Linked DNA regions of Homo sapiens: region 2 is linked to region 1. The links are chromatin loops, found by intact Hi-C in ENCODE. Cell type or tissue: MCF 10A. All regions are shown on one strand. Links, peaks and the distances in the headings refer to the core of each region. The heading gives the core; the rest is flanking DNA.

What was found. A loop is a pair of places that touch in the nucleus more often than their neighbours do. Peaks named below come from ENCODE experiments on the same cell type or tissue, not always from the same donor. Only the 100,000 strongest peaks of a DNase experiment are listed, where the experiment ranks them.
Region 2: a loop joins it to region 1, with 3 times the contacts of the local background. A loop is called at or near these places in 8 of 110 quality-filtered maps.

The regions. Positions count from the first base shown.
Region 1 is chr9:2,283,428-2,299,555 of GRCh38, forward strand. LOC105375955 (a long non-coding RNA gene) reads left to right here and starts at 5,673. Exons shown (of 4, transcript XR_929426.3): 1 at 5,673-5,866; 2 at 6,652-6,719; 3 at 6,957-7,059; 4 at 13,172-13,476. RefSeq lists enhancers at 1-113, 114-738. In MCF 10A, for the core only: no CTCF peak of the experiment used is centred there; a DNase peak (open chromatin) is centred at 8,754.
Region 2 is chr9:2,224,313-2,240,440 of GRCh38, forward strand. LOC107987043 (a long non-coding RNA gene) reads right to left here. Exons shown (of 5, transcript XR_007061395.1): 2 at 6,269-6,376. It also overlaps the pseudogene RN7SL592P. Among named protein-coding and RNA genes, the nearest start is that of SMARCA2, 220 kb to the left of the region's middle. In MCF 10A, for the core only: no CTCF peak of the experiment used is centred there; no DNase peak of the experiment used is centred there.

The DNA of each region.
Region 1 (16,128 bases), core at 4,233-12,232:
TTTTAGTAGAGGCAGGGTTTTGCCATGTTGGCCAGGCTGGTCTTGAACCCCTGACCTCAGGTGATCTGCCTGCCTTGGCATCCCAAAGATTAAGATTCTTTTGCAGTCTCACAGCGGCTGTCCTTAGAGACAATAGATGACAAATGTTTCCTTTTCAGACCTTTAAAAGGTGCTAGACTCTCAGTTAATCTCTTCAGGATTGGGAGGGCCTGGAAGTAAAAGATCTAGCTATGCTAATAGAGATTCTTTACAGATGCAAGTTTTCCCCCACAAAGTATGGCTTTGCAGGGCTATTTCATAATGTGGCAAAGAAACATGGTTTGGGGTAAAATATTTTGATTTTCTTGTCACATAATGGTATGCCAGAGTCAGATTGGAAAGTAAGTCAAGATATATAGGGTTAAATAAAACCCATCTGATGAGAATTTGTGGTTTGTAGGGCATGACTCCCCAGACCCCTTAGGTAGGAATTTGGCAAGATAAGAAAAAATTAGAGCTTAGTCCTCATCATTATTGTTTTGAAATCAGGTATATTGGTGGTCAAACAAATTATTTTGGTGGGTAAATTATCATATGCTTTCAACTTTCAATTTTTTACTGTGACAATAATATCAAATGCCTATATAGATTATGTATGACAAGATTTAATTCAACTGAGCAGGAACACTCAGTGGACCATTTATTAGTAACAGGAAATTCTTTAAGGTTCAGTAACATTTTCTCTATGTTGAGCATTTTATATTTTTCAAACATAGGAAAAGTGAATAATCAAACTCCTAGAAATTTCTCGTTTTAGCCTCGCTCTGTCACACAGGCTGGTGTGCAGTGGTGCAATCTCGGCTCACTGCAACCTCCACCTCCTGAGTGGCTGGTACTACAGGCATGAGACACCATGCCCAACTAATATTTTTGTATTTTTAGTAGCTACGGGGTTTTGCTGTGTTGGCCAGGCTGGCAAACTCCTAGAAATTTCTACTTTTGGACGTTTATTCACATGTAGTCAAATATTGTTAATATAGTCTCTATATCCTTAAATGAACTAATTGATTGACTCATGAGTATTAAAGATAACTAAATTAGAGTAAAACCAGTTTCTAACTCATCAGAATACTCTCCACCTCCTCCACCTTTCTTGTCAGTATTCCACTTTTAAAGAGCCCAGTGACAAAAAAATGATTAGCCTATGCCAGGAATTTAATTAAAAAATTAACTCATTGATCAGAATAGGTTTGTTGTCATCTTGTACTTCTCTATGTACAGATACGGGCCTATATAACATAATTTATTGTTCACAATTGCCTTCAGTTGAGTTTACCAGGGTAGAGACTCTGATATTCTAAGATTTGTGTGCAAGAGTTTTATTGGGTACTGCTCTCAGGATCAACACCTGTTGTAAAGTCAGGATCAACACCTGAGTAAAGTCCAATCCCTCACTGTGACCGACAGACCCTACAAGATCTGGCTCTGGACCACTTCTTGATGTTACCCCTAGCCTCTCAAACCTGTCCACCCCTGCTTTCTGCTCCTTAAGCATGTTGAGCACCTCAGGGCCTTTGCACATACTGTTCCCTGCCCTGGACCATGCTTATCTCTAGATAACCATATGGCATGCTGCCCCTTTCCATCCTATGTCTGTTCAGATGTCACCTCTGCTGAGAGGCTATTTTGACCAGCCTTTCTAAAGTAACTCCATCCTATAGTTTCTTGATCTTTACAACACTTAATCACTACCTGACAATATTAATATATATTTCTTTTCAGTTTTTTGTCTGTCCTTCTATAAAGGAAAATCCATGAAGTCAGGGCCTGATATGTTTGGTCAATGATATGTAACACCCCTAAAATAGGTGTTACAGGGCCTGACACACAATGGAAATTCAGTAGTAAGTGGTGAATTAATAAACTAATTCATTCAAATAAATTTTCTGATGAATTTACTGAAATGGAAGAGGTTAATTTTAGGCAGAATTGAAGAAGGTGAATAATGAGCTTCAGATAACCAGATAATTTTAATTAGTATATCACAACCTCACCAACCAGTCTTTTGAAGGAACTGTTACTGTGATAATTTGCATCAACTTGTAATGAATATTGACTAAGTTAGTTTACCTGTAGTGAATCATCTGCATTTTCCATTTGGGATAGTTTCATGTTTCAACAGGTTTTATGCCTCTGTCACGTTAACCAGGTCCAAGAGGGAGAAATAGCTGTGACGAGCTGGCAGGTGTTAAGTATAGACCACAGCTAATTCCTCTTAAAGGCTTAATTTACATTCCAAATAGAATGCATCTGTTTTTCAGATTCTAATTATTTTAATGTTGTTTTTGCAAAGGGTGATTTCCATAACTTGAATATTTGAAAAATTCAAATTGTAACTATGTAGAACTGAACCAATATAGAATGAAAGGAAACCCAATGCGTTCGTTTGTGAGGCATTGCCCTCAGGAGATATATATAGCTAGAATTTGCACTGCCCTTATTTTAAAAATGTCCAGAACCTCTAGGCTCCTACTGTTTCCCTGGCTCACTCATAAAAAGCTGCCTAGCAGTCTACTTTTTGCCCTTGTAGTAATGCCTAATTTTCTTTGAACTAAATGCTTTATGCTTATCTCTTTTAATTGTAACCACCTGAAGTAGAAGAGGGTTTTTTTTTTTGTTTTTTGTTTTTTTTTTTTGTTTTTTTTTTGAGATGGAGTCTCACTCTGTCATCCAGGCTGAAGTGCAGTGGTGCGATCACAGCTCACTGCAACATCCGCCTCCCAGGTTCAAGCCTGGGAGTAGCTGGGATTACAGGCATGCGCCACCACGCCTAGCTATCTTTTTTTGTATTTTTAGTAGAGACAGGGTTTCACCATGTTGCCCAGGGTGGTCTCGAACTCCTGAGCTCAGGCAATATACCCGCCTTGGCCCCCCAAAGTGCTAGGATTACAGGCGTGAACCACCTCACCTGGCCTAGAAGATAGTATTGATCCCATTTTATAGAAGAGGAAACTGAAGTGCACAGATCAAAGCCACACAGTGAATGAACAGGAAAGTGGGACTCTAAGGCCCCTCCCTAATGTGCACTGTGTACTACATCCAATCAAGAGCCTTCTGTATGACAGACACACCTGACAGCAATAACATAACTTAGGCACACTCTGAGAATGACCCTATGGTCTAAGAAGAATGTGTGTTTGTAGCTGTAAGCTAAGGAATCCAGAAGTAGCCAACATGGAGATTCATTCCTTATCCCTTGGCCCATCCTGTGGAGCACAGGCTGTACAGAGGATCAAGGCTCTTTGTTTTGGGTTAAGTGAAGGTTAATGGGTAGAGGTTCCTAGGAGGAGGGTGTTAAGTGAAAACACTATATAAACTGCATGCTTTATACAAGTTGTTACAGTTCTCCTGTCTAGTCCACCACCACTGGACGGGACTGCCCTGTATGTAAGTTCCCTCAATAAACCCTATGTCTTGTTCACTGGTGCCAGGTCTTTAGCCTCTCAAACACGATGCCATTCCTATTGAATGAAGTCAACAGGGGTCCAGCATGATACCTGCCAGTCTTGAATTCTTTTTACACCATTTTGCAGCCATCCCCCTCCCCCATTCCATCCTTGAGTTCTAACTCCAAGGACACACAGTAGCTGCTCAATGAGCTTTGGTTGTGTTGTCAGTTAATCATTAACAAAATGACCCTCCAGCTCCCTTTTAGAGTATCACCAAAAAGTGTTTTATGAATACACCATTTGCAAACGTTATCATGAATCTGGGCTGGATTCAGAGCCTAAAGGAGGGTAGAGTGCCCGCCTGGCTACCTGCAGGGCACTCACCTGAGCTCTTCAGGAATGATTTCACATGTTTTTGCCAATTCTAGAGCCATTGAAGTCCACAGCAGGTTTTTTTTTATCCCAGCAGTCCCTAGCCTACCTGATATTCTGACAAGCAATTTGATTTATCTCTTGGCTTTTATGTGGCTCTATCTGGAGTAAAAGTGGCAAGGTATTTGAAAGTAAGTTAGAGTGTACGGTTGCTTTTCTTGAGCATGGGAGAACCACTGGAACTGATTTTTTAATTAAAAAATTAAAAAAGGCTGGCCAAGGAGGTAAAGGGCTCAAACAGCCTGGCTTTGGGAAACTTGATTCCTGCTTTCAGCTTGATGGAGTCTCTCCTGAGCATTTCAGACTGTACAGCTGTCCACAGTTTGGAGGTAAAAAATGCCATCACCCTCTTAACCAAGCTTCTCTTTGTCAGAAATTCGGTTTCCAGTCCTCAATGACTTTGCATTTCTGTCTCCACAGCCTTTTTGATATTTCATTAACACACATGAAAATCCTTCTGAATGATGTTCCTGTGCTTTGTAAAAACGCATCTAGCATCCCACAGGTGATATAGACAGGAGACAGGGAGATACTGAGTAGAAGAGGGTGGTTTCCTGGCAAGAACCCCACCCTCAAGCCTGAAGAACCTTGGCCCTAAATGAGGACAGGCATTCCTGTTTTTGCACTCAAGAAGTTGCCTTTCGGCCTGCTACGTTCCCTATCCTGCACCCATATAAACCTCAAACCCCAGGCTCCAGGAGCAGACCAGCAGATGAAGAGAAGCAGAGGGACGGCAGAAGGACACAGCAGGGAGACAGGAAGAGGAACGTTCAGCTGGGGGTGGTTGGAAAGGAGTTTGGCAGCTGGACAGCCCAACTCCAGGGGAAGATCATCTTCCCACTCCATCCCCCACTTCCGCTTTCCCATCCATCCCGCCAAGAGCCACCTCCACCACTCGACGAAACCCTGCGTTGATCCTTCAAGCCCGTGTGTGACCCGATACTCCCGGGATGCTGGATAAGAACTCGGGATACAGAAAGATTTCACACTGGCCCTCTGACCTTGCAAAAAGGCAGAGGGTCCATAGAGCTGGTTAACACTTAAAGCCATCTGTGGACAGCAAGGCTAAGACAGCATTGTAGCACTGGGATTGCAGGCGCCCACCTCGAGACCCTACCATGGGGCTGGAGCCCAAAGTGCTCGCCCCAGCTCTGCATCTGCCCTTCTGCGTGCTCCCTTTCCCGCAAGGGGTTTGAGAAGCAGCAGGACGGTGACCTGTCAGTCACTCCACACCCCTGTCACAAGTACTGAGAGGGGGAACCGGGAACTCTCCCATTTCACAGGGACTCTAACTTACTTCCTCATCACTAAGTTTAGAGTTGCTCCACACTTGCTTTTTTCTTCTGTGGGTATAGGGGAGTTGGAGTTGCTAAAATGTGCTGCAACCCATGTTTTCCCTTTAGCCTGGAGTACTCTTGCTTGGTCCCTTCCCTCATCCTACTCTCACCCTACAGTCACACTCCCAAAAGTTTGCCCGGATATGGCTTACTTACTGTACCCATTCTTCATGTTACCTCCTCAAAGCCTTCTTTGAAACTTTCCACCTTCAAGATCAGGTATCCTGTAGTACTGATATATATGTAGTTGGTGCTAAATAAATGTGATTGGGTGGATTAACGAATACATGGACAGTTGGATGGAGACCAAGCAAGGTGGTGTAATCCCATTCTGTGAAAATTTTAAAAAATAAGAAATTGAACTCACAAAGGGACAACAAATATTTTGGTTTCCAGGGAAGATAAAAGAACATTCTATATGTATTGTGATTACTTTTTTCCAGGGACTCTTTAATTCCTAACTTCCTAGCAAGGAGTGACCAAGACAGCTTTTTGAGCTATCATCTGGCTCTATGACTGTGGTGTGAGGAGGGTTTGCACTTGGTGCCAACACAGAGAAATCACCCTGTTTAGAGTAGAGGGGATGAAGGACGGGGGGAGAAATCACATCCCCTGAACTCTCAGCTATGGAAAGGCCTGGCTCTTGGCACAGTTACCGGGTATTACCAGGTACCAATGTCTGTCTTGGATGACTCCAATACTCTCTCCCTCTACTCTTCCCTTGTCCCTCACTCCCTGACCCTCGCCTCTCTGGGCATCAGCAGAGGGAAGCAGGGGCCTCTGCCATCCCATCAGCCTGTACCTTCCTGCCAGACAGCCTTGGAGATGATTGTCACTGCAGTGGCATCTGGGGAACCCTGCTTTCCTCTGTCTTGGCTCATAATTTTTCAGAGCCGGAGGAGCAGCCACTCTAAGCAGCTCTGCACTGCTGTGCTTGGATGCTCACAGTTCAGACACGTCATCTCCCTCCTCAGCAGAGAACAAGCTCACATAGCTGCTGCACAAATTTATGGCTCAGCCTGAACATCCATTAGCTATGCTTCCCTTTTATTTTTTAAAAATGTTAATTATACAAATAATACATGAACACATTTTAGTTGTAAAATTTAAAATCTAAGCATAAAAGTAAAGCTAAAGTCTACTTTGACCATACGCTTTCTAGACCATACCCCTTTCTAGAGGTAACTGTTGTTACCTTCTTTTGTGCATTTAGGCTCTTATACAGAAATACAGAAAAAATGGTTTTCATATTTAAAAAATTTAAAAATCATGTTATATATAGTGTTCAGTAAATTGTTTTCTTATTTCACTAATATTTCTTTTCCTATTAATATATACAGATTAACCTCATTCTTCCTAACTGTTGCATACGGAATGGCTATGGATATAGTAGCATTTATTAACCCATTCCTTATTCATAGATAGACTCATTAGAGTTTTTTTTTTCCCACTAGAGACAACACAGCTACGAAGATCCTTGTGAACTCTAGTTTGTGCATGAGTGGTTCCCTGAAACAGCATGGTAGGCACATATGAAATTTTAATGCATACCAGCAATTGTCCTTTAAAAGCGCTAAAGCAATTTACATTCCACCAGCAAGATATTTAAGGACAATTTAATACATCCTAAGTAACACTTGATTATTTCATATATTAAATTCTTCATATTTGGTATACCTTTATTATTATTATTCATTTAATCATTCATTGGCTTATTCAACAAACGTGTATTGAGTTTCAGATATGTTTCACCCACCAGGCAACAGAGTTGTAAAGCTAGCAGCTCTGCAAACAGCACCTGCATGATGATTTCAGTGTCAGGAAAGCCTCTACACCAGAGCAGCCCCCTTCTTCTGCTTGCTGTAAGTGTCTTTAGCAGGGGATCTCAGATCCCCTTGCCCAGTGAGCCATTAGGCTGTCAGTGCAAACCTGCTCATGGGAAGTCACATTCACTGGAGTCACTCACACCACGCTAGAGGCCCCATGGGCTCATTCCTGAGAGAGGGCTGTGTTGGAGGAGTTAGGAAAGGAGGAGGGAAAGCTGCCAATTGTAGGCAGGGGTGAAGATGGGAGATCTTGTCTACTTCAAAGCTCCTCCTTGAATCAGCAGGTTGCTACTATATGTGTGGTGGCACATTAGTGTGTTTTTTCTTACATTTTAAAGATAATTTACATGGACTGTTATAAAGGGTCTAGTATAATAATGAGGATGATGATGAAAATAATAATGTTTCATTGACTCTTAACACTCTATTGATTGTGACATGAGCCATTATTTTGTGAGCCACTGAGAAAAAAGTCCGGAAGAGAAGCAGATAATCACCTCTTGCAAACCAGTGAAAGCTGACCCTAGAACAACACTAGATAGATTTCATTATTATTACCATTTTAGAGATAAGATAACTGAGGTTTAGAAAGATTAGATAATTTGTGCAGGACTATATAGCTAGTAAATAGCAAAACTTGCCACTTCACCACTGCATCCTTACAAAACCCTCACTAATAGGGGCATGAGTAGTATGGATGAAGGACTTGGAATCATTCTTACAACAGCCTGCTCTGATGAGCAGTCAACTTCAGCTGACTCCTAAATCCCACTGCTGGATCATTCTTGGGGATTACGGGAACAACTGAGTTCTGTTCTCATATAGTCCCCGCCCTTTTCCCTCTGTGGATATATTTGTTCCTTCTTAATTCAACACAACAAACATTTATTGAGCACTTACTGTATGCAAAACATTGTCCTAGGCACCATCCTCTTGGCTTCCAAAGGACATGGGAAGGCACCACTCTAACTTCCCAGTGGAATCGGAAGAATAACTGCCTACTAAATATTAGAACTACCTAGAAAAACACATGAAATCATCTCTGAAAATTTTGAAAAATAAATCAGGATTCTATTAGTGTTGAGATAGAATAATAGAACATTTTTAGCTAAGAAAGAAAATTAAAACCTGCTTCTACCATATACCCTCCTCCTTCCTCCTAAATACTTTAATTAAGCTCTCCATGAGAGGTCACCAGGATGAAGACATAGCAGCTCTGACTTTTCTCATTATCCATCTCCTAGAGACTAGATGTGATTAGACTGACTGAATCTTTTGAGCCCAGGGAAGCATCGTGAAATTTGTGGTGTCCCTGAAAAGATATATCTGAAAAGATATTATCATTAGTTGTGCAAATATCCCAAATAAGGGAGCACTATAGAGAATTTAAACTTTGCAAGTTCACTGATGGATAAAAATTCTGTATGTGTGCATCTGTCACTTCTTGGATATCTGACTCTGCTTCCAAAGAGTAGATTATATCCAGATGGGCTTCTGTCACCTGGCTACAGCAACAGCATGCAACATTTTAAATTTATTTATTTGCAGCCATACCCTGTGTTCTTTTGTTTTCCCTGGCTACTTCCCGCATAGCCCAGAGGCAGGTGTTACAATCCCAGTGGCCTGATCCTCTTGTAAGAACACCACCAGCACACCAGGGCATGACTGCCTAGGCTGCTGCCAGATGGGGAGATCTTGAATGGAAATAGTCACACATTGAAATGGTGCCAAGTAGCAGGCAGTCTTGCAAAACCAACATGGCTTTGGAGACACAATACCTCTGATGAGTGAGAGGCGTGGTGGTATTTGTGGAAACCCAGCTGTTGCAGACGGTGGCATTAACTTGCCCAGCTTTGGCGACAGTTGTCTGAGTTTGGGATCACTGAACCTTAATATAGAATTTTTTCTGGCCCTAGTATTATCTGCGGGTAAACCGTAGCCTTGGGTCTCAGCTGCAGCTGTATACAATATTTCTAAAGACAGACTTTTCCAGTTCGACTAGCGAGAATGTATTAAATCACATGGCCATGTGTTCACTTCTAAACTGGAAATTCAACTTTAGTTGGGAACTGGCCTAGCAGGAGAACAAAGGCCATATAAAAGTTTCAAGGAAGAGGAAATTGTTCTCTTACATGACTGTGGACCTACTAAATGAAGCAATATTGCAAGATTCAGCTAGGAGGTTGAGTGAAAACAGAAGCCTTGGGCTGCCTTCTGGCCACTTTGAACAAAGAGACATAAAGCATGTTTAGGAGGAAGGAGTGTGGATTGAGCTTTGATCTTCTGGACACTGTTAAACCCACTCTTACATCCAAACATAAGAAGGGCTGATTATCTGTTAACTTTCTCTAGTTTCCTTCCTCGTTCCATCTTCTCAGTGGGAAAATGAGTGGGTTTATTCTCAACTCCCTTTCAGCCTCATGACTTTACAAATGATTTATTGGATGCCTGTCCTTGTGCCCAGCCATGTACCAGGAAGACTGAGTGATATAAAGGACTTCTATTTTTGAGAAGTTGAACAATGAAATATGCACTCACTGTACAGCACCAGTAATAAAAGTGAGGGAGAGAGGGGGAGGCTCACTTAAGTGTGGTCTAGTTTTCTCGCTGTAATGATGGCAGGCTCTGATCAGCCTCTTTTTCTTCTCTCTTTAATTCCTCTGTTCTTTCTTTCTATGAGACAGGAGCAAGAATTAAATGAATGACGTGAGGTAGGATCTAGAGAACTCCAGAAAATTGAATTGTCTGAGCTGTAGTGGCTTGACTGGCTGGCTGAGATAATCAGTCCTCCAAATTGGTCCTGCAATCTTAAGCTAGGCATTGGTAGACTGTGCCAAACCCACACATGGTTTTCACTGATCTCTCTATTTGTTCTCAGTTTCCACCTACCTCCCAACTCCTAAGCCTTTTCCCCCAGATGTCCATGCCCCAGGCTCTTTAAAATTACTGTTTAGCTGCCATTTACCAAGCTCTGAAATGTCCCATGTGCTATGTGGGTGCTCCATGATGTTCCAAGGGAGCAGTGTTGTAATCCATTTCAAAGGTGAGAAATACATTCTGCCTGAATATCCAGTAGGTGCTGGAGTTTTAATGCAAACTTGGAATTGCCCATTCTTAGAGCCTGTGCTCTTTTTCTCTTGAAGTTTGTACAATGTGAGTTTTTGTAACACAGGGAATGAATAACGCTAAAATACTCACAGGGCACATCTGAGACTTTGCCTGGCAACTTACTAGGATGATAAGCTTCCTTTGTTGAAGTTTCTTTAGATCTCAGATTCCCTAGTTATGAAATAAGTGGGGTTGGACTGGCTGATCCCACTCCAACCTCTTAGAGTCTGTGAGAGCTCAGGACAGAGCAGTTATATTTCTGTTAATCCTGGGAATTCTGCCTCTTAGGCCGGAGTCCTGGAAACTTAGCTATTGGAGAGTAATCCGCTTCAGACAATGAGCCCTCTAAATGAGATTTTTTCAGACTAGATTGTAGTATTTCAGCTCTTTGTTCCCATGAACACACACATGCTTGGAGGTCCATGAGACCAAATCTGTTCTTTGGGAAAGATGATATCCCTCTTTCTTTGGGAAAGATAATATCCCATCTTTGGGAAAGATATCAAATGCAGGAATGTAAGCAATTCCTGCATTTGAAAAAGACCAAATTTGGGGTATGTCCTGGGGGAAACTGTATTTGAAGAAGAAAGTTTATTACAAAGCTTTATGGAAGGAAAGAAGCTTAAGCGGTTCATGTAGATGAGCTCTAAGGCACTGCTGAAATAGGGGCCTAGGAAAGAAAAAGTGATTTAACCTGATCATATGGAACAGAGGTAAAGCAGCAGCACTTTTACTGCCAAGATAGATGAAAGGGATGAAGAGAAAAAAGCCAAGGGCATATTACAGTAGGCTTGATAAATGTCATCCTGAAATCTAACTCAGTATTTGAATGCTATAAATTGTGTTAAGAAATATAAGGCCAAATAAACCTTTGGGACTGTTTGTGACTGATTCAAGGCGACTGAGTTTAAACTGCTGCTGATGAAATGGATGAGGGTAGAATAATGGTATTAGCAATTTAACAAAATCCTAATAAATCAGAGACGAAACTTGATTTAAGTTACACAGAAAGCCTTGCCAGAGCACATGGCCTCAACTCGGCTGAAGCCTGTGATTAGGATGGGAGCTGAAGTTGGAGCATGGAATCGCTGCTATTTTGGATTCACTTCTACATCCTAAGGAGGTTCCATCAAGTGGTAACAGGGAAAGCATCTGCTCTGAATTCACTCACCACATTTGCAAGCCTTGCGTTTTTGTCACATGTGAATCTCACCTGTGTACTCCCATTTTATCAACTCTCTGGTTTGAAATCATCTCATCCATCCCTCAGTTACCACCTTAGGAGCAAAGGTTTCATACCCAGTTAAGAAAGGACCTGGGAAGAAGGTAATAGGAAGTGAATATTTTATCAGCATAAGAAAGAGCTTTCATCTTATTTCTTAACCCCTGAGAGCCCTGTAATGTCAATATTTGTATAAAACATGAAAACAATGTTTGTAACATATATGCATATGAGGGCTAATAATTTAACATACAATTTCTGAAGTGTTCCATCTCCTAGAATGATGGTTGCCCTGGGGCCTTCCAGTCATGAAGCAATGGATTTAAGATCTTCAGGGAAAGGGTGGAGGCCAACTCTAGCAATGGAGTTATTTCTCATCTTTGACTAGCAAATAGGATTTTTGAGTCACTAGCAAGATAATAGTCTTCAAAGTCAGGCTTTGGTGAAGAAAAATAAATTTCTAAATTCCTTGAGCTCCCATTAACATGTCAGGAATCATTGCTGGTGGACTGGCTCATAGAGTTTCTATAAACCTTGATAGAGAAAACTTAGCATATAATGTAAGGGAAGCCTTGGCTACACCGGAAAGGCAGGGAGAAATCTTGCATCTTTAGGGTTGAGGAATTGTGGGAAGAAGAAGATAGGAACCAGGGAACAGCCAAAGAGTTAAACACATGTGTTCACAGTTTCGCTTCTTGGGAGAATCTTGAGTGAATCCAACACTGAGGTTGGTGGCCTGCTACCCTCACTGGAACCTCTGTGCTTTGCAACTGCAGGGGCACCAGTTACATTGTATTCTTTGTGAACGGCCATTCCTGGAGTTTTGTAATGCTGTGGCCCTTTTTTCAAGCAAGGCCTTATGAGGACTTCAGGTCTCTAGGAAAAATCTGGTAGAAGGATATGGGGCAGCACCAGTAGAGGAAAGTGGCTTGAGGGGCGAGCCTCTGGAAGCTCTCTTGGCTCTGCTGAACTTTGGTGTGTTGGGTAAAAGGTCTGAAGCTTGCTTCATGGCCTGGTGAGAACTCACAGAGCTGCCAAGAAGGGCCTGGCATCAGAAATAAGCAACTACCAAGGACAGGAAAGTCAACAACAAATGCCAGCCATGAGCATCAGATGATAAACTTCATGCCACGAGGCCAGGTGAAATTGTCAGAATTGGCAAATGCCAATCCTGAGATCAGATCGACACCCCATGCCAGGTTGGCAGAGAGGGGCAGTACCCAGGCCAGCTTTCTCTCACCACCTCAACCCCCTTCCTATGTCTCCACTCCCCCAGTTATCAGAAATACCCTCAAGCTTTCACCTCCACCCAGAAGCCATCTTGAAAAGCAGGAAGAAGACGGGGGTAAACAGCTCTGTTCAAAGAGTTTAAGTTAAAATTATATGAATGTTTGTTCCCAAAAAAGCATTTGAATATGTAGATACTATTAATTTCCAAATTCTGCCCTTATTCTCACCCCATCTCCCTACTATCTAGCAAGATTGGGAGGGAGACTGGCAGTTAATAAGGAAGACTGGATCAGTTAAAGACTATAAAGAAGCTTGTATTTTGTTTTGTTTTGTTTTTGCCAGCTTAGTGAAGTATGCATTTGCAATCCTGTTCTACCATGTTGGTGCATAGCTCTTAGTCCTTTAGACAAACAGCTCTTAAACAATTCTACTGTGATTTGTCTGAGATTCCTAGAAATCTCCTACCTTCCAAGTAAGGAAGGGATTAATGGCTGAGTACACACACTCTGGGATGGAGTTAAAGCATCAGACTCTTGGGGCTGGAGCCATCTGGGAGACCATCTCATTAATGAAAGGTTTTATTTTCAGACAGAAAACTGCAACCCAAGAAGCTTCTACTTCTTGTCTTCTGGAACTCTATCTGGGGTCTCTGAGTTGCTGAAAAGAAGCCTGACTACCCACCTACACATGCTAGAGAACATCTAGACACTCCATTCCCACCAATGTGTTAAACATTGAGTGAGCTGTCTTAGACCATACTTACTCATTCACCAGATGAATTCCACCTAGTGACTTCAGTTTATATCACGTGAAGAAGAAAAATTGCCAACCTGAGCCCTTTCCGAATTCCTGATCCAAAATCATTAGATAAAATAAAATGCCAGTTGTTTTAACTGGTTACAGTTTGGGATGGTCTGCTATCCAGCCATAGGCAACTAGTGTAGTAGAAAGAAAGTGCAATAGAGTGTTAGAAAAGAAGAAATTAATGCTAATTTGGGAGATCTCTGGGATAGGGGGAGGTAGGGTATAAGTATAGCTTTAGAAATGGCCAGACCTTGGGCAAGTGGTGATGGTGAGAGGCATGGAGAGGAGAGTAAGAAAGCTGTGGAAGTGGAAGCACATAGAGAATGTTCTGAGCTTGCCCAGAGTGACTGGAGTGAGGCTGGCATGAATGGGAGCAGCAACAGGGAGAGATTTTTGAAAAAAGTCACTGGTTAATGCCAAGACTGTGCATGACATTAAGGATGCTTGTTACTACCAAAAAGGAAGTTTTAAAGTGAAAGCCTTGTCTCCGGTTATTGCTCCAGTGTCAGAAGCTGTCTATTGAAATATGTCACAGTGATAAACAACTAGGTTCATGTGTTCAGCCTGAACCCTAATGTGAGTTTTCTTTCTCCAGTGGAAGTACTAAACTGTGGCTTACACTAAATCTATATGACCTTTGGGTGGTTCCCTGGTAAGGAGTTAAACCTAAAACCTACATCCTCAAAAGTCCCAGAAAGAAATTCTGATTTACCCTTTATCAGTCTATTCTCACACTGCTATAAAGATACAATCTGAGACTGGGTAATTTCTAAACTAAACAAAAGAGTTTTAATTGATTCACAGTTCTGCATGGCTGGAGAGGCCTCAGGAAACTTACAATCATGGCAGAAGGCAAAGGGGAAGCAAGGCACATCTTACACGGCAGCAGGAGAGACCGAGCAAGCACGAGGAAGTGCCACACTTTTAAACCATCAAGATCTCACGAGAACTCCCTCACTGTCATGAGAACAGCATGGAAGAAACCATCCCCATGATCCAATCACCTCCCACCAGGTCTCTCCCTCAACATGTGGGGATTACAATTCAAGATGAGAGTTGGGTGGGGACATAGAGCCAAACCATATCAGAACCCTTGGTTAATCTCCCTGCAACATAGGGATGGCCATTCCTAGAGTTGTGCAATTTGTGCAATTCTGAAATTCCAGCTATGTGTGTAATTCTGAAATTCCTGTATTAATGGCCCTTCCTTTTCAGGTTTCAGAATCCCCTTATTAAATCGTCACCATTCTGCTCATTTATTTGTTTAACAAATGTTTCTTGATGGCCTACTCTATATGCCAGGCACAGCTTTAGATACTTCCCAACATTGAGTAAGATAGACAAGCCTGTGGTTCTGGGAGGAACACCATTGGAGGAAACCAATGGTAAACAAGTAAACAAGCAAGCACACAGGATAATTGCAGGAGGTATAAGAAAAGAAACTAGCACATGTAACACAAAACCAGCACATGTGGAAAGAGAGTGTGGAATAGTGAGTGAAAGGGGGACAGTCAGAACAGATCAGAGAGTCAGGCAGTGTTGGCCATGGAAAGTCTGTGGGGCCTGGGCAGAAGCTGGTTTTCATTTCAAGCGTAGAGGGAAGCAGTAGGAGAGAGCATGAGTAGGTTTATTTTTAAGCAGATCTTTGGCTGATGAAATGAATTGTCAATATTAGTTATGAAGTTACTGGGGATTCAACCAGAGGTTGGCACACTTGTTTTCTGTAAAAGGCCAGAGAGTAAATATTTTAGGCTTTGGGGCAATTTAGTCTCTGTTGCAACTACTCAATTCTGCCTCACAAAAGCAGCCACACACAAGATGTGTAACTTTAGTTACAAAAACAGGTGGTGGACTAGATTTGTCCCAAGGGCTGTAGTTTGGAGACCACTATATTGGATAATGGGGTGTGGGAAAAGTAGGCAGTTGAGTGCACCAAGCAGAGTGGGGATGTATGGTTAGTGGGAGCATGGAGAATTCTAAGAGGCAAGGCCACAGGCTCTGAGAGAAAAGGCAGGTGGAGGAGAAGGATGTCAGTGACAGATTCTGCATTTTCTAATTTCGCAAGGGCTGACCCCCATGAGCACGTGTGTGCATGTCTGCGTTCAGCCTGGTGGCAACATGGACCAAAGGCTCTGGTGTACTGGGGTGGCTGGTTTTGTGGGCCATGAAACCTAACAATATGGGAGTGCTCTTTAAGAAAGTGAGTATAAAATTACAAATACAAAATTGAGGACAGGGCCTTGGAAGAAACGTAGGCAAGTGACAGGCCGTGAAGCGTGAGGCTTATTAGCTCCAGGGTAAATTTACCTCTGCTTGTGTATACCTACTCTCTCCCCACAAGCTCACAGCAACAATCTGAGCCTCATTAAGTCAGACTGTTTCAAATAAAACCTCTTTTAGTGACATCTGGTGCATGATCGATACTTCGAAACACTCAGAATCCTAAACAAGGAAAAGGGCACCTGCTCTGGGTCCTGCTGTGTCTGATTTGTCATCACCAGGGTGCAGGTGCTCAGGCCTCGCCCCACCCCGCTGTCCTTAGCAACACAAACAGCAGTAACTGGAAGCCACACTGCAGCTTGTGTGGCTGATGTTTGCTTTATGTCCTCATACTTCTATTGCTGGAAATGACACTGGAACCCAGAAAGAATGTATGCTGGTGCTTTAGGTCATGAAATGGGAGAAATTTTGTGGATTGTGTTTATTCTATCTTATCCTGAAAAATTTTGTCTGTGAGACAG
Region 2 (16,128 bases), core at 5,021-13,020, 58 kb before region 1:
ATCATCATGGCTCACTGCAGCCTCAAACTCCCGGGTTCAAGCAATCCTCTTACCTCAGCCTCCCGAGTAACAGTGACTACAGGCCTATGCCACCACACCCGGCTAATTTTTTATTTTCTGTAGAGATGGGGCTTCACCATGTTGCCCAGGCTGGTCTTGAACTCCTGGGCTTGAGCTATCCTCCTGTCTTGGTCTCCCAAAGTGCTGTGATTACAGATGTGAGGCACCGCTACTTTGAATTTAATTTGCTCTTCTTTTTTCTAGTTGCTAAGGTGGAAACTTTGATTCTTGATTTTAGATCTTTCTTCTTTTCTAGCATGTGCATTCAATGCTATACATTTTCCCCTAAACACTGCTTTTATTGCATCTCAAAAATTTTGAGGCCGGGTGCGGTGGCTCACGCCTGTAATCCCAGCACTTTGGGAGGCCGAGGCGGGTGGATCATGAGGTCAGGAGATCGAGACCATCCTGGCTAACAAGGTGAAACCCCGTCTCTACTAAAAATACAAAAAATTAGCCGGGCGTGGTGGTGGGCGCCTGTAGTCCCAGCTACTCGGGAGGCTGAGGCAGGAGAATGGCGTGAACCCGGGAGGCGGAGCTTGCAGTGAGCCGAGATCACGCCACTGCACTCCAGCCTGGGCGACAGAGCAAGACTCCGTCTCAAAAAAAAAAAAAAAAAAAAATTTTTGAAAAGTTGTATTTTAATTTCCTTTTATTCAAAATATTTTAAAATTTCTCTTGAGATATTTTTGACCCATATGTTTTTCAGAAATGTTTTATGTAATCTCCAAATATTTCAAAACTTGTGTGCTATTTTTCTCTAATTGATTTATAGTTTATTTTTACTGGGGTCCAAGTGGAGACATTGCATGATTTCTATTATTTACAATTTGTTAAGGCATATTTTATGGTCCAGAATATGGCCTATTTTGGTGATTGTTTTACGTGAGCTTGAAAAGAATGTGTATTCTGCTTATGTTAGAGGGAATGGTCAATAATGTCAATTATATCCAGCTGATTGATGGTGCTATTGAGATCAGCTCTGTCCTCACTGATTTTCTGCCTGCAGGATCTGGTCATTTCTGGTAGAGGGGTGTTGAAGCCTCCAACTATAAAAGCGGATTCATTTATTTCTCCTTGCATTTCTATCAGTTTATGCCTCATATATTAATATTTTGACACTCTGTTGTTAGGAGCACACACATTAAAGATTATAATATTAACTTTTCTTGGAAAATGAGCCCCTTTCTCATGATATAATGTTCATCTTTAACTCTAATAACTTTCCTTGCTCTGAAGTCTGCTCTGTCTGAAATTAATGTAGGTGCTTCTGCTTTTTTTTGATTAGTGACAGCCATGACATATCTTTCTCCATGTATTTACATTTAATTTATATGTGTTTTTATATTATAAAGTGGGTTTCTTGCAGACTACATGTAGTTGGGTTTGATCCGTTCCAATAATTTTTGTCTTTTAATTGGTGTATTAAGTCCATTGCCATTCAAAGGCTTTATTGATATAGTTGGATTGTTATCTACCATGTTTGTTAATATTTCCTATTCGTTGCCTTTCTTCTTTGCTCCGATTTTGTCTTCCACTTTTTGTCTGCCTTTTGTGGTTTTAATTGAGCATTTTAAATAATTCAATATTCTCTTCTTTTAAAAAACATTTTAATTATACTTTTTATACATTTTTAGTGATTTTATACTTCTTTTTACACATTTTTATAAAATATTTATAATGAATCCAAGTTCATACTGAAATAAAATTATACCACTTCATAAGTAGTATACCTGAAGTGAGTATACTATAATATACTAAATAATAAATAATAAAAGTTATAATAAAAAATACTAATAGAAAAAATATCACCCGAATACAGTTTGGGTAAACTTTATGGAAATGTAACACATACAGAAAAGTCATACTTGAAAATTTAGCCCCATACATTTTCACCCGATGAACACACCCAGTGCTCAAATCAAAACTCCCCCACCCCTTTCCAGTGACTATACCACCTCCCAAAGGGAATGGCCACTATTTTGATTTCTAACACATAAGTGCATTTTTATTTTTAAAAACTCCTGCAATTCACTTAAACCATGATTCCCCAGTCTCCTTCCCACAATGAGTTTGGTGTGTTTTTTCTCATTCATTTTTTAAATAACATGTACATACAACGTAAGTTATCTACCTGTGGAAATGTATAGTTTTGCTTTCTGAATACATTGTAACTTTTACATTTATTTATGTACAATTTGGTTTCCTGCCTCTGCCAATATCTGCACCTCGTTTTCTCCCCGGCAGCCATACGTGTTCCGTAAACGTGGTAAATAAATGAACGAGTATGCCAGGTGCTGGGGCTATAGAAGCGTACAACACAAACACGTTCACTGCCCCCACCCTCTTCTGGTTTATAGAATGTGATTGACCAGAAATTTGTCCTAAAACCTCTCCGAATGTCCTAAAGTAAAGTCCTACAGCTACAATCTTCGTCCTTCCCTGAGACATCCCATACCTCAGCGAGCTCTTCTTGCTGGCTGACTCCCTTCCTGGGCTAATAAAGGGGCGCCTGCTCAACTTCCCCATGCTTCCCACCCACCTTCACTGAGCTTAGCCCCTCTGTGTATAAATATTGTCCTTCTACCTTCATTCTACAAAGCTCAGCATGTCTCCTAGAACTAGCTAATAACACAAATGCGGTGAATAGGATTTTGTGCTTGAGAGTTAGAAGACACGGGTTCAAGTCCTAAAGCTTTCACTCTCTGGGTAACCCTTGGCAAATCACTCCACCTGTCTGGTGTAAGTTTTTATGTCTATCAAATGAAGGGGATGAACTGAAAAGCTCTAGGGCTCCTTGTAGCTCTAATATTCTGTGATTTTTATGATGAAAACTACCAACACGTAAGTGCAGACAGCTTATTTTTCTACAGATAGCCTAAGTCCCAGTGATCATTTGTTTCTCCTAGGGGAGGCTTAACACTTCTGAATCTCTGTTTGGCTTCTTCATTACACAGGTCTGTCTCACCCTAGCCCTCTACTTTGATAAGGCAGACTGCAAGTGGCAATAGTGGAAGGCAGACAAACAGTTCTTCAGGAAGGTTGACATGGATGATCAATACTATCCTTGTAAAAATGCCAGCAAGTTTGAACACTTCTTTAAAAAACATCTTCCTTCAGAAAATTGTCTTTTGAAACACCATGACCTGATTTTCAGGGAAGGACTGATTACAAAGCCTGGGGTTTCTTGCCAAGGCAGTGAGTTTTTGACTCCCACTGGATGATTAAAGACTAAGGGAAAAGCAAAACAACAAGTGCCTCACATCCCTACTGATTGCATCATGCTGGGTTGAGATCCATGGAAACTGAACTGCTATCTAGACAACAGGCTGGCCAATCAGCACGCACGTGGGATCAGCTGACCATGGGGACCCTGATTTCATAAAAACACCACTTGGCACCTGGCAACACAAGTGCCCCCTGTTCTGAGCCATTCCAGTGTGTCTGGATCTGCTCTAGTTCTACGTATGAGGACTAACTCTCTAGGAGTGGGACTGGCTTGGTCTCAACTCTATTTACTCGCTGAGACAACAAAGACCCTCCGGACTTTGGAGACTGAAAACATGGGTCATATCATCTTCTCTGGGCCATTTTGAAGTTCATCTGTAAATCACTGTCTAATTTTATTCTAACAAAAACATTGAAATTAGCCATTATTGGCCCCGTTTTACATATGAGGAAATTTAAGCCACTTGTCCAATGTCATTGGACTAGGGCAGAGCAGAATTAGTTTTCATTGCACATCTTAGGCATCTTAGCCTCAAGTTACACTAAAGAAAGCTTCCAGGGACTGCAGTCTCCCCTTCCCCTGACCCCTAAATATTAGAAAATTTAGGGTACATAAAGTTTATCATTCAGGCTGGCCTCCGTGGGCCCCTCAGTTCCCCTTATCTGTTAGTGAGCAGGAAAGAGGCCCATTGGGTACCCCTGGGGGGCGCCAAACCATCAGGTCCTGTGGGCTTTGCACAAGAAACAAAACACATGGTAAAAGCACTTCCTCTGACCCTTCTTCAAAACAAAGGAAGTGATAAAGTTGGAAAGACTTGGCTTTGAGTGGCCCTGAGCATGAGGCAGAAGCACACCTGGAAGTGGTTTCTGGGGAAGGAGTTCAGGGAAGAAGAAAGAGTGGAGAGTGAATTTTTTGTGTGTGTTGTCAGGGGACATCATTTTGTTCCAGAGTCTAGCACTGGCCTAGTGCATAGTAAGGAGAATGGGATAAACCAATAAATCAACGTGCAAACACATGTACTGATACTATGGGAGAAGTACCTTGAAAGACACTGTCGGTTTCTCCTCATCCTCAACATGGCTCTATCATTTACTAATATGCTCAAGCACCCTTACCCTCAGACACACACTATAAATTAATTCTTCACTCAACATTGCACTCACCTGGAGCTACCTTTCTCTTCACCATTAATCTTTTGGGAAACAGTAGTTTACATCTCTAGTTTCTTAGCATCACCCACTTCCTCTTTAACCTTATGAAGTATTATTTACTCTATTAGAACAGCACTGAGTCTTATCATTTTTCCATTCCCAGCACTGGGCACATATCTGAAGATAGGGAGGGTTTGTTTGTTTGCTTTGAGACAGGGTCTTGCTCTGTCACCCAGGCTGGAGTGCAGTGGCACAATCCCGGCTCACTGCAGCCTTGACCTCCTAAGCTTAAGCAATCCCCCTGCCTCAGCTTCCTGAGTAGCTGGGACTACAGGCATGCACCAACATGCCCAGCTAAATTTTGTATTTTTAGTGGAAACAGGGTTTTTCCATGTTGTGTAGGCTGGTCTCAAACTCCTAGGCTCAAGCAATCCCCCTGCCTTGGCCTCCCAAATGCTGGGATTACAGGCATAAGCCACCTCACCCAGCTAAGAGAGAGTCCTTGCTTTGACAGTTCCTACATTTTCTAAGTGTGTTCCTCCTGCCCCACACAGGAACTAGACACCCCTTTGTAATTTCCTCTATATTGTTGCATCCGGATAGGACTAGAAAGCATTTTCTTTTTCGCATGAAGCCAGCTGTCTCCCTGCCCCATTCCTCCACCTGAACTAATTTGTTAGCTTATGGGAGACGCATTATCACAGGTATTAGGGAAATGCTAGCTAGAAAAACTGGAAGGTCTACTAGGGACTGACATTGTGACCACAGTGCTATTTTAAGCCACTGGAGTACAATGGTGGTATCTGTAGGAACTGAAACTATTTGTTCAAAGGAAAAAAGCATTTAGTGACTGTTCTATTTGTATATTCTATGACTTGTGAACATTAAACCAAAGAAAACAAGGTTAAGGAACACTGTTGCCCTGCTAGACATCCTCTACCTTGCTTAGACCACCAAATTGTAAAAACCACACATACTTTGCATTCATTCTTGAACCCTCCACAGTTTGTGTCGAAGGTTCTCAGCTTAGCGAATCAAATCCAAAGCAATCGCCAATCAATTATTTACTAAGTGATAGCTTTTTCCAGAGAATCCTATTTTCTATCCCGAGGCCTAGCAAGGCAAAGGAAGCATGACCTTCCTAAGAGGGAGATTTGAAACTCCTCTCAAAGGAAAAACCTGCTGATTAAAATAAAGTCCAAAATCTTATTCCAGTGGAAAAGCATTTAGCTAAATGACTTAGATAGAGGCCTGAAGCATGAGTACTTTCTTTGTCATGTATGGATTCATTGTCACCCTCTGCTTGGCTTAGCTGGAGGGTGAGATGACCTCCACAATTTAGGAAGGGCAAAATTCTTCAATATCAGACCAAACCCAATACAGGTTTGCCGAAAGCAGGAGTTTCTTCTTTTCCCACACCTCTGAAACAATGACTCATATCTGGAGACACCAAGGGGTAGCTTCTGGGAGAGGCATTATAGCAATTTCTGTTAACCCCCAGCCTCTAAAATCTGCTCTGAATAAGCATATAAGCCAAATACAGCATGCTGGCCATGTAACTGTAGTTTCAAGTTTCCTAATTTTATCTAACAAACAGGTTGCCACTTCTAAAACTCTCTTACACAGAAATTCCAGAGGGTCTCACTGCTTTAGAGGTAGCAAAAAAAAATCATGTCCAAAAATCCGTAGTGTTGTAGAATAGATCCAAAAGAAATTTTAGACGTCACTGATGTTAGCCCCTACTTTTATGGTGATGATTCTAACCTAGAACCTATTTGGTTCACTAACCTGGAGAGGGCACCAAAAGGAAGTTGATCATTTGTCTTACCTTCTGCCAGTTTTTTTTCATAAGTAGTACTGTGTAGTCTTAAGTGAACAATCTCTGTGTTAGAGTGCCAGGATTTGAAGCTCCTCCCTTCTGCTAATTATGTAACCCCTGTAATAAAGTGAAATAATAAAATGAGTTAGTTGTTTAAGCACACTGTTGAGTGCTTAAAAATGTCTGGTATACAGTGAATGCTCATAGGATACTAGCTAATTGATCCCTCAAAGGGCTGTTTCTAGGATTACGAGATGACACCTACCAAAGTTTCAGCATAGTACCTGGCATATCATGCTCAATGAATGTGTTCTTACAGCCTTACAGCAAGGGTGGGAGATAGCTTGCTAGAGCTCAGGCCATTTATTGATTAGGGAGGCTGTAGTACTGAAGACTTTTATTTCAAAGTGAGGATATTTTGATATTTGGAAGTACTCTTGTAATTTAGCTAATATTGAACATAGAATGATTAACAGAAAAGCTTTGAACTACTGCTTTCTTTCTAAAGCATGTTTAAGGGAATTCCACAATATCTGTTATCCACGCTTTTGCTTAGTTGGGGAATCTGGACCAGAACTATCTCTTTGGCCACATTTGTTAGAAATTATTACTATTTAAGAAGGATTGAAATATTCCTACCAGAGCCCAGAGTTTGGCTTTTAGTGCTCAATGAATATCTTTATGTTTAGTAAACTCCATATAACTCCCAAACACAGTGAGAGGCTCACATTCCACTGTCTCCCCCTGGGTGTTGTTTAAGTATGTAGTGGACTGACTGAGGTTGAGCTGACAGTTCAAAACAAGGTTTTGGAGCTCAGAGCAGGGCAAACAAGGCCAGAAGTGCCTTCCTGATGGGACTTCTCTTTTGGTGGGCTTCATGATACACAGGCCATTTAAATGTCATGCTTATAGCTATCAGTCTCAGTGAAAAGAAAGCTCCTCTCTCAAGATTCCAGTAAAATTCCCATAACCCAGTTTCATTGGCCTGGCGTAGTCATGTGTCCATCCCTAATCCATGTGTCTGTGACCAGGCTGGGGTCAGAGTTTGGATAAATTACTCTGGCCAGATTGAGTCATGTCCTCACCCTTGAATCTGGAAGCATCAGTTAGTCCCATCCAAACCACATGAACAGAAGGAGGAGGAAGGAGGATACCCCAAGCAAAATCTGGGTACTATTACCAAAAGAAAGGGCTGCGAATACTGAATAGGTAAAATTAACAGCTACCCACTCCACCTGACTCTATCACTACTCACTCTAGGATCATGAATGAGCCATTGATCTTTTTGGGATGTAGTTTTGTCATCTATAAGATGAGAGATTTGGGCTAATAAGATCAGGGCTTCTCAAATTTTAAAATGTCTTAGAACCCTCTGAAGGCCTTGCTAAAACAGTTTCTTAGACCCCGCCCCCAGAGATTCTGATTCAGTAGGTCTGGAGTGGGGCCCAAGGATTTGGCTTTCTATCAAGTACCCAGATGATATTGCTGCTGCTGACACACGGACCACACTTAGAATAACACTGAGCAGCTACTGGCACACAATAATGCTTTGAGCAATTAAAAGTCTTCATTCTGAAGCTCAAGCTAGAGATTCTGCTTCTGTCCCCACTGTAAGAAGAGCAACATAAACCCCTGACAGAAACACAAGAATGGCAGCTGTGAATTCTCAACTCAGGCCCCATCACTGGAGATACTAAGTCATATCCATGACTCTAGTAGTTACTCATTTGAGGTAGGTCACAATGGCTAGATTGGGTGAGGCTGGACTAGGAAAGTCCTCTGACTTCTCAATTCTAGAGCTCCTGGGGACTCTGTCTTCCTGATTCATGCTTGTCCTCATTCAAATCTCTGCCGAGGCAGCTCTGAGGATATGAAGGTTCCACAGGGAAGCAGAGGGCTTTTTGGTTAAGAACACAGACTTTGGTGACAGGTAGACCTGGACTCTACTGCTTATTCGTTCACTCACTAAAGACTGTGTAACCTTAGGCCAGGCATGGTGACTCACGCCTGTAATCCCAGCACTTTGGGAGGCCGAGGCGGGTGGATCAACTGGGCTTGGGAGTTCAAGACCAGCCTGACCAACATGAAGAAACCCCGTCTCTACTAAAAATACAAAACTAGCTGGGCGTGGTGGTGGGTGCCTGTAATCCCAGCTACTTGGGAGGCTGAGGCAGGAGAAATGCTTGAACCTGGGAGGTGGAGGTTGCAGTGAGCCAAGATTGCGCCATTGCACTCCAGCCTGGGCAACAAGAGCGAAACTCCATCTCAAAAACAAAAACAAACAAACAAACAAAAAACACAAAAAAACACTGTATAACTTTGAGCAGATTACTTAATCTCTCTGTCCCTTAGTTGCAAAATTGGGTGTATTTAGAATGTGCCTCATGGAGTTATTGTAGAGATTAAAATAAAGGAGGTTATGCATAGGTGAAGGATTTATCACAGTACTTGGCACAGATAAACTCAATCAATGCTATTAACACTGTAAGTTTAGGTCCAGGATGCCCCTGCACACTACACAGCTGAACATCATTTAACAAGGTGTACTAGCATCCATCCCTGATTATTAACAGCTTCTCAGTTAGGAATGCCCTGTTCCTCTGCTCTGACATCTGTGTTTTCTCAAGGTATCTGGGTATGTTCTGGGGTCAAATGTGTTTGTAAAATGCTGGGTAAATGGATGTTTTCTTGACTGTAGGACTTTTTAGAGTCTTTACTGTGGTAATTCAAATTAAGAATCTCCAAAAGGGCTATTTGGTATTTGGTGGTTCCCAAACCTCGTGGACCATGGAACCCTTTTGTACACATGTTAACATTTTTTGACATTCTGCATGCAAAATGCAGACTTGGAAACTCTGCCCTGGAGCAAAACTCTATCCAAAAGTCTCCAGTATGCTGATGAACAGGCATATTCAGAGATGTCCTACAGGTCCTGTGAATCAATACTGTGACTATGGAGATAAGTAATACGTCATGTTTAGCTAGGTAGTAGTTGCCATACATTCTAATGGATGAGGATGGAGGATAAAAGCTATATTTTGGCAATAATTTAGAAAATCATTTTCAACTAGAAGAGATAAACGTTTTGAAATTGAGGTGCTCATGTTCTAGTCTGTGCTCTGTTGTGATTCAAGGAGAGGGGTAGGAGTTGGGGAAGTAGTGTGTGAATGTCCTGTTCTCAATAGAAGGAGAGCGTGGAAGAGTGTTAGTGGGAACAGGTAACACTTTATGTAAGAGTAGGGGAGGGCAGCAGTACCTCAGGCGGGCTTGGGCTCAGGTAACAGCTCTCATTGCTGATACCTGTTGTGGGTACTTGCGGCATTACCAGGAGGTTTTTATGCCCTACAAAATAATTTTAGAGCGTTCTAGGTCAACAGCCAACCTTAAGTGTGGTGAAGATTATACCAGATTTATCTGTCACAAAAATGTGATCCTGGTGATTAAATCAGGAGAGAAAGTGGCTGCCCTTCTTAGAATAGCACCTAATGCAACTGGGATCTCTGAAAAATGAAACGTAGCTGATGCTTGGGCCAGTTACTCTGATTTGAAGAGTCTCTAGCTCAGCGAAGCTGCTATGTCAGCATACCTTCGTGAGATTATATGTGATTTGCTGAACTCTCTCAATAATATAAAATCAATTAAATTAAAACAACTGATACCACCATCACAACTTTTTGTTCCATACTTCATAGGTCTGGCTGTCTTACATAATTAGGAGGAGCTGAACTTTAAGGAGACCTTGAGTATGGGAAACAGGCTGCTGGTGTTGAGGTGCTCATCATTAAAAAATAAACAAGTTGGTCTTACTGCCAGCAGCAAGACTGTGACTCCCCCGCCTCTCCCTGCTTCTCAGGCTCAACCAGCTCAAACCAGCTGGCCTGTGTCATCTCTCTATTAGCGTAGGGCTTGAAAGCTCCACCACAGATGGACTCAAGATTGGGGGATCTGCCACTTATATTTGCTGAAATGCATTACGCACATTTTTGAGAGTGTGGCACATGAGGTTGCTGCCTTTTAATTGCAAGGAGTGGCAAGGGTTTTTAAGGCAGCTGGCATGTCTCATGGGAGCCTCTGCCAAGGGAGCCTCCTACAGCAAACTTCATTTACCCCAAGGCTGAGGCGACTCATGTGGCTCTTTATTAAGTCATTCTTTCAGCTGCCCCCTTCTCTCTGTGTCTGGCTTTCCTCAGGCTCTTAGATGTACTCAAAAGCCTGCCAATGCTAAACTGGGCTGGGCATAGACTGACTTGCCTCCCTTCTGCAGCAGGGGCTGTTGGTAACTGGATCAGCGTGGCAGGTTGTCCTCACAGCTGGGGAAATCTTCAGCTCTCCTGCACCCAGTGTGCTGACGGCAGGTTCAGCTCAATGCATTCTCATTTCATTTCTGTGTGTCACTAAATGAGAGTCTTAAAAGTTGCTGCCATGGGGCTTATAGCAGAAGAAGGGGTGAGGGCAGGAGAGCATACAAATACTGGGATGGTGGGGAGAAAAGCGGCAGCCCTGCTCTTCTGTATTACGGCAGGATTTGCCAGAGACAAACCAGAGAGAAGGTGGGAACTCGCCATTTCAGATGAGGGCTTAAGGTGACAGAGTTGGTTAAGAATGACATTGGCATGAATAAGGCCCTGGGTCTGCTGAGTGCTCTGCCTCCCTCACTGTTCAATACCCATGTTCAGCTCCTCTTTCCACCGGCTAGCATGTAATTGGAATCAGGAATCTGTGAGCTCAGCGGCCCACTGAGGAGCCCACAGGTCCTTCCCTCAAAGTGTCTACTCTGAATAAAGGACCCAGCACTGACCAACTGGTGTCAGTGGACAAATGCACAGAGCACAACTGTGACAACGTTGAGATACTGCAGCAGCGCTGCGGTTATATACCATAGCACTGAAGATGCATTGGTGATTCCTAAACCAAAAGACAGTCCTGAACTGCAACTGCCTATTCCATATAATACTCACTGTGTCTGAATATTTGTTACTTGATCCCTATCTGTAAGCTTGTCCACCTCTTCTCCTTTCTGGGGACAAGAATTTACATGTAGTGGAAACCACCAATAAGATGTATCGGCAGGAAGGCTGTCCATGGGATCTCACTGAGACCAGAATGAGTGTCGTACTTATCTTTGGGCTCCATGTGTTAAGGGTAGCAATTGGATTCTAGGGGACTAAAAAATATTTGTTAAGTGGCATCAGATCACCATTATCTTTCATCTGTGTAGCACCTTTCTACTTTTATAAATCAGCTTTGTTGTTGTTGTTAGAGATAGGATCTTGCCCTGTCGCCCCAGGCTGGAGTGCAGTGGCACGATCATAGCTCACCACAGCCTACAACTCCTGGGCCCAAGTGATCTTCCCACCTCAGCCTCCAGAGTAGCTGGGACTACAGGCACACACCATCGTGCCTGGTTAATTTTTTAATTTTTTTTTTGGTAGAGATGAGAGCCTCACTATGTTGCCCAGGCTTGTCTCAGTCTCAAACTCCAGACTCAAATGATTCTCCCACCTTGGCCTCCCAAAGTGCTGGGATTACAGGCGTGAACCACTGTGCCCAGCCAAAGACACAGCTTTATATGTTTATTCTTACTGGAAGCCTTTGTTGTAGCACAAATATTTTTCAGTTCTTCAAATGTGACACCAAGGCACAGATGGGTTAAGTGACTTGCCCAGGATGACAGAGCAAGTGTGCGTCAGGGTTGGCACTCAAGCCAGCTATCAAGACCGGCTAGGGGGACACTTTGGGAATGGACGAGAATCACCTACATCTGCATCCTTACCTTATTTATAAGTCTTTAAATGTGTATTTATCTGACATAAATGATAAAATATTGAGTTTTTTTCAGTTGTAAAGTAAAAGTGAAAATACATATTGAGGCCGGGCATGGTGGCTCATGCCTGTAATCCCAGCACTTTGGGAGGCTGAGGAGGGCAGATCACTTGAGGTCAGGAGTTCGAGACCAGCCTGTCCAGCACAGTGAAAACCTGTCTCTACTAAAAATACAAAAATTAGCTGGTTGTGATGATGTGTGCCTGTAATCCCAGCTACTCAGGAGGCTGAGGCATGAAAATCGCTTGAACCTGGGAGGCTGAGGTTGTAGTGAGCTGAGATCATGCAGTGGCGTTCCATCCCAGGCAACAGAGCAAGACTCCATCTCAAAAACATAACAAATAAAAGTAAATAAATAAAATACATAATGATAAGGATCCCTGTAGCTTATGGATGAATAAATGTCTGGTTAACACTCATGCTAAGAGTTTTTTTCTTTAAGCTGGTGAGTAATAGTAAAGCATCGGACACCACCATAAAGCACAAAGCTCCATCAGAAAAAAAAAAATCAATTTTGTTAATAATAAAAAATAAAAATAATGACTGAGTAATTGGGGATTATTTACCATAGAAGCAGTTTCTTTTGCTAGGAAAGTAAACATTTTCACTTCTTAGTACTTATCTACCAGCAGGGGACTGTCACATCAGATAGTGCCTGGTTCAATTAACAGCACCCCTTAATTATTTCTAACATCTATTAACAACATAATCGAGTGAATCCATGGCCACAGTGCTTAATTTTGTACCTCCACTGCTATGCTTACAATGGCAGTTTTGCTTTCAAAGAGTAAATTATTAACACCCGAATCTCAAACTGTACCAAGTATTATTTTTGTTACTATAAATCATTCTCTAAAAGCTATTTCTTGTTCTCTAGATCATGGATTCTCAACAGGGCCAGTACTGCTTTCAAGGGGGTGAAAATTGATCAAGGGCTGTAGGGTGGAGGGAATTGACAAAATCTTACCCTTTTTATGTATAAAGTACAGATATACCTACAGCACATAAACACATACACAGTATATCTGTGGTATTAACATTTCATGGGGTGGCGATTGGGAAAAAACGTATCTTAAAAGGATCCTGGAAAGGCTGTGGTGATGGAGGGTGTGGCAATAATGAAAACAGGTTTAAGTAACACTGCCCTACACCTATGCATCTCAAATCTGGCCTACTCATTGGAATCACCTTGAGGGTTTTGAAAAAATACAGATACCTGGGCCACTCCCAGAGTTTCTGATGTAGTTGGTTTGGGTGGTGCCTGGACTTGGTATATGTAAAACCTCCCCAGATGAGTCCCCTTTGGGGTAGCCAAATTTGAGAACCACCGCTCTAGATTGCAGATGACAGAACTATTCACCCACACCACAGCAGATGTGACTAAACTGTCATGACAGTCTTTCCTAAACCCAGATGTGACTTTGGAATTTTTTTCCATACATTATTGCAAATTGGAATTCACATGTGAAATGAAACCAATTTGCCATTCCTGTTCTAGATGGTCCCCTGGGCTAGAACAGAACCCAAAACCATATCCCAATGTTTTAGCACCTAGAAGGTTCTCATTAAGTGTCATTATGCCTTACATTTCCTCATTATTCTTTTATTGATCAAGGAGGAGAACACAGAACAAAAATTGGTGGCTAGTGAGCAGAGAGTAAGAAGTTTGCTGAATGCCTAAATATAGTGGTGCAAAGGTGTGTTTGGTCATACCTGGGTCGGGCTGGCTGATATTCTGTTTTCATTATATGTTCATTACACATGAACAGACAAATCTACCAGGCAAAAAAACAAAAACAAAAAAACCCACAAAAGTTTTCATTTCATGACAGGCCCTTTTTGAAGGATATTTGTTCAGCTTCATGCTAGCATCTATGGTTAAGGTGTATGTCACCCAACAGGCATGAAGCAAATAGTTATTTTCCAAGAGCAGGGATTAATGTCAAGTTTTAGTGAAGTTAGGCAGATCTTCAAGTGGAAAGTCAAATGAAATAGTTTCAAGAGTAAGAGTTCCTAATTAGCGCCCAAAGTTTTAAGAAATGATACCTGCTGAGGTAAATATAGATTAAACAACAAATGTATTTGTAAGAAAATTTGAACACAATTTTCCTTGAATTTGGTGGTTGAATAAAACATGAAATTTGATCTATTTATTTTGATCATTTAAGTTGAACTGTTAATATACACACATGTATGTGTGTTTGCGTGTGTGTGTGAGAGAGAGAGAGAGAGAAAGAGAAAGAGAGAAATAGTAATTAGTTTTTGGAGACAAATGTCCAATACAAATATGGAAAGCTGCACACCTCCTCAGTTTTCTGGTAATCGTAATAAAAACAAAGTCACCAGATGGGCAAAAGCTAAAAAGATGAAAATATCAAGTTTGGAGAGGATGTAGAATAACAGAATCTCTCATACTCTCTGTTAGGGCAAGTGGGGCTGTAAATTGGATCAACTACTTTGGAAAAACAGTTTGGCATTGTCTAGTAAAAGTGAAGATGTACATAACCCTATACCCCAGCAATTGTACTCCTAGAGATTTCCCCTGGACAAATTTGATTTCATATATCAGGAGACATAAATAAAAATGCTCATAGCAACACTGTTTGTAATATTCCCAGTGGCAACAATGCAAATGTTTGTCAGGTATGTAATTAATAAATAACTGTGATATGTTTACAAATGGACTATCATACAGCAATAACATGGATAACCTACTTCTATACATAATAACATGGATGACTCCCACAAATGTAATGTTGAGTAAAGACACAAAATCCTCCTTCCTTTCACACAAATGTTAAAACAGATGAAACTAAGCAACATGTGTAGGGATACATACATCAGTGATAAAACTGTAAAGCAAAGCAAGGAAATGATGGTCAAGAATGTTAGCAGAGTAGTTAGGGAAGAGCAAGGTGGTTTTATCATTAAGGAGAGGAATGCAGTGGGTTAGAGAGGGCACCCGGGCTACTGATAATATTCATTTCCCAACCCTGGTAGTAAACACATACGTAACGTTCACTTTATAGTTGTTTGTAATACACTTTAATGAAGTTTTCTGGATGTATATTTCACAAAAAAAATTGATTTCTAAACTTGCTATTTTCTGTATGACTTGTGTATTAATGTATTAATTGAAGTTAAGCAAGAACAAAAAATATTTTCTGAAGCCTGTAAAATGGAGAGAAATGCTCAAGAATATGTTTTGGAAGGTACCAGCAACAGGGCAGCTCCAGGGTTCACAACCCTTGGAACCCTGTCCTTAGGGTGTAGTTACGGGATAATTTGTTCAACCTCTTATATCCTGGGTCTCTCTATTGAAAATCCCAGTTCCTGGAAGAGAGAATAGGATTGGCCTGGTCATATTCCCTATTGGTCACATGTCCTGATTTACCAGAGCCATGTGGAGTCAGAGAGGGGTCATTCTTCAAAGGCCAGGGAATGAGAGGGAAGGAAGACTGCATGGATGAAAATAACCTCCAATCTGGACACTGTCAAAGCCAACAGACAGAAAACACCAAGATCCAAGAAGGCATGCAGGTAAGAAACACTGACAAAGCCAAGATTGTTCTTGAAGAATTCATCCCACAGAAGGGCAGCAGTTCACTTGCTGCATTCTGTTGACCTTTGGATTCCAGGACTGGAGTACATAACTAATGTAAAAGAGTGAACAATGACATATGGATGACACTCTTCCCACGGTGCCTTAACTCGCCATATTCCCTCTGTCTGGGAAATGTGTGCCAACCCCAAATGTCACTCTGATCATCTCTCCTGTTCAGAAAACTAGACTTTGATCATCCTTTATGATCTCTTCTCTTGTGAACTTTATGGTGGTCAAAGTCACAGCAAGGTCGATTAAGAAAGGCCAAGAATCAGTGCTCCTGTTTGCTGGGACCAGGAGGCAGAGGACTAGCCTGTCATTCACAGGTCTTCTTTAGGGGAGGGGGCAGGGCTTGTAAATTGGGGAAGTGGGTGGGGTGGTGGGAAGCAGGAAATATTGCCAGGCCGGCAGGAATCCTGACCCTCTTGGTAACTCATCCTGT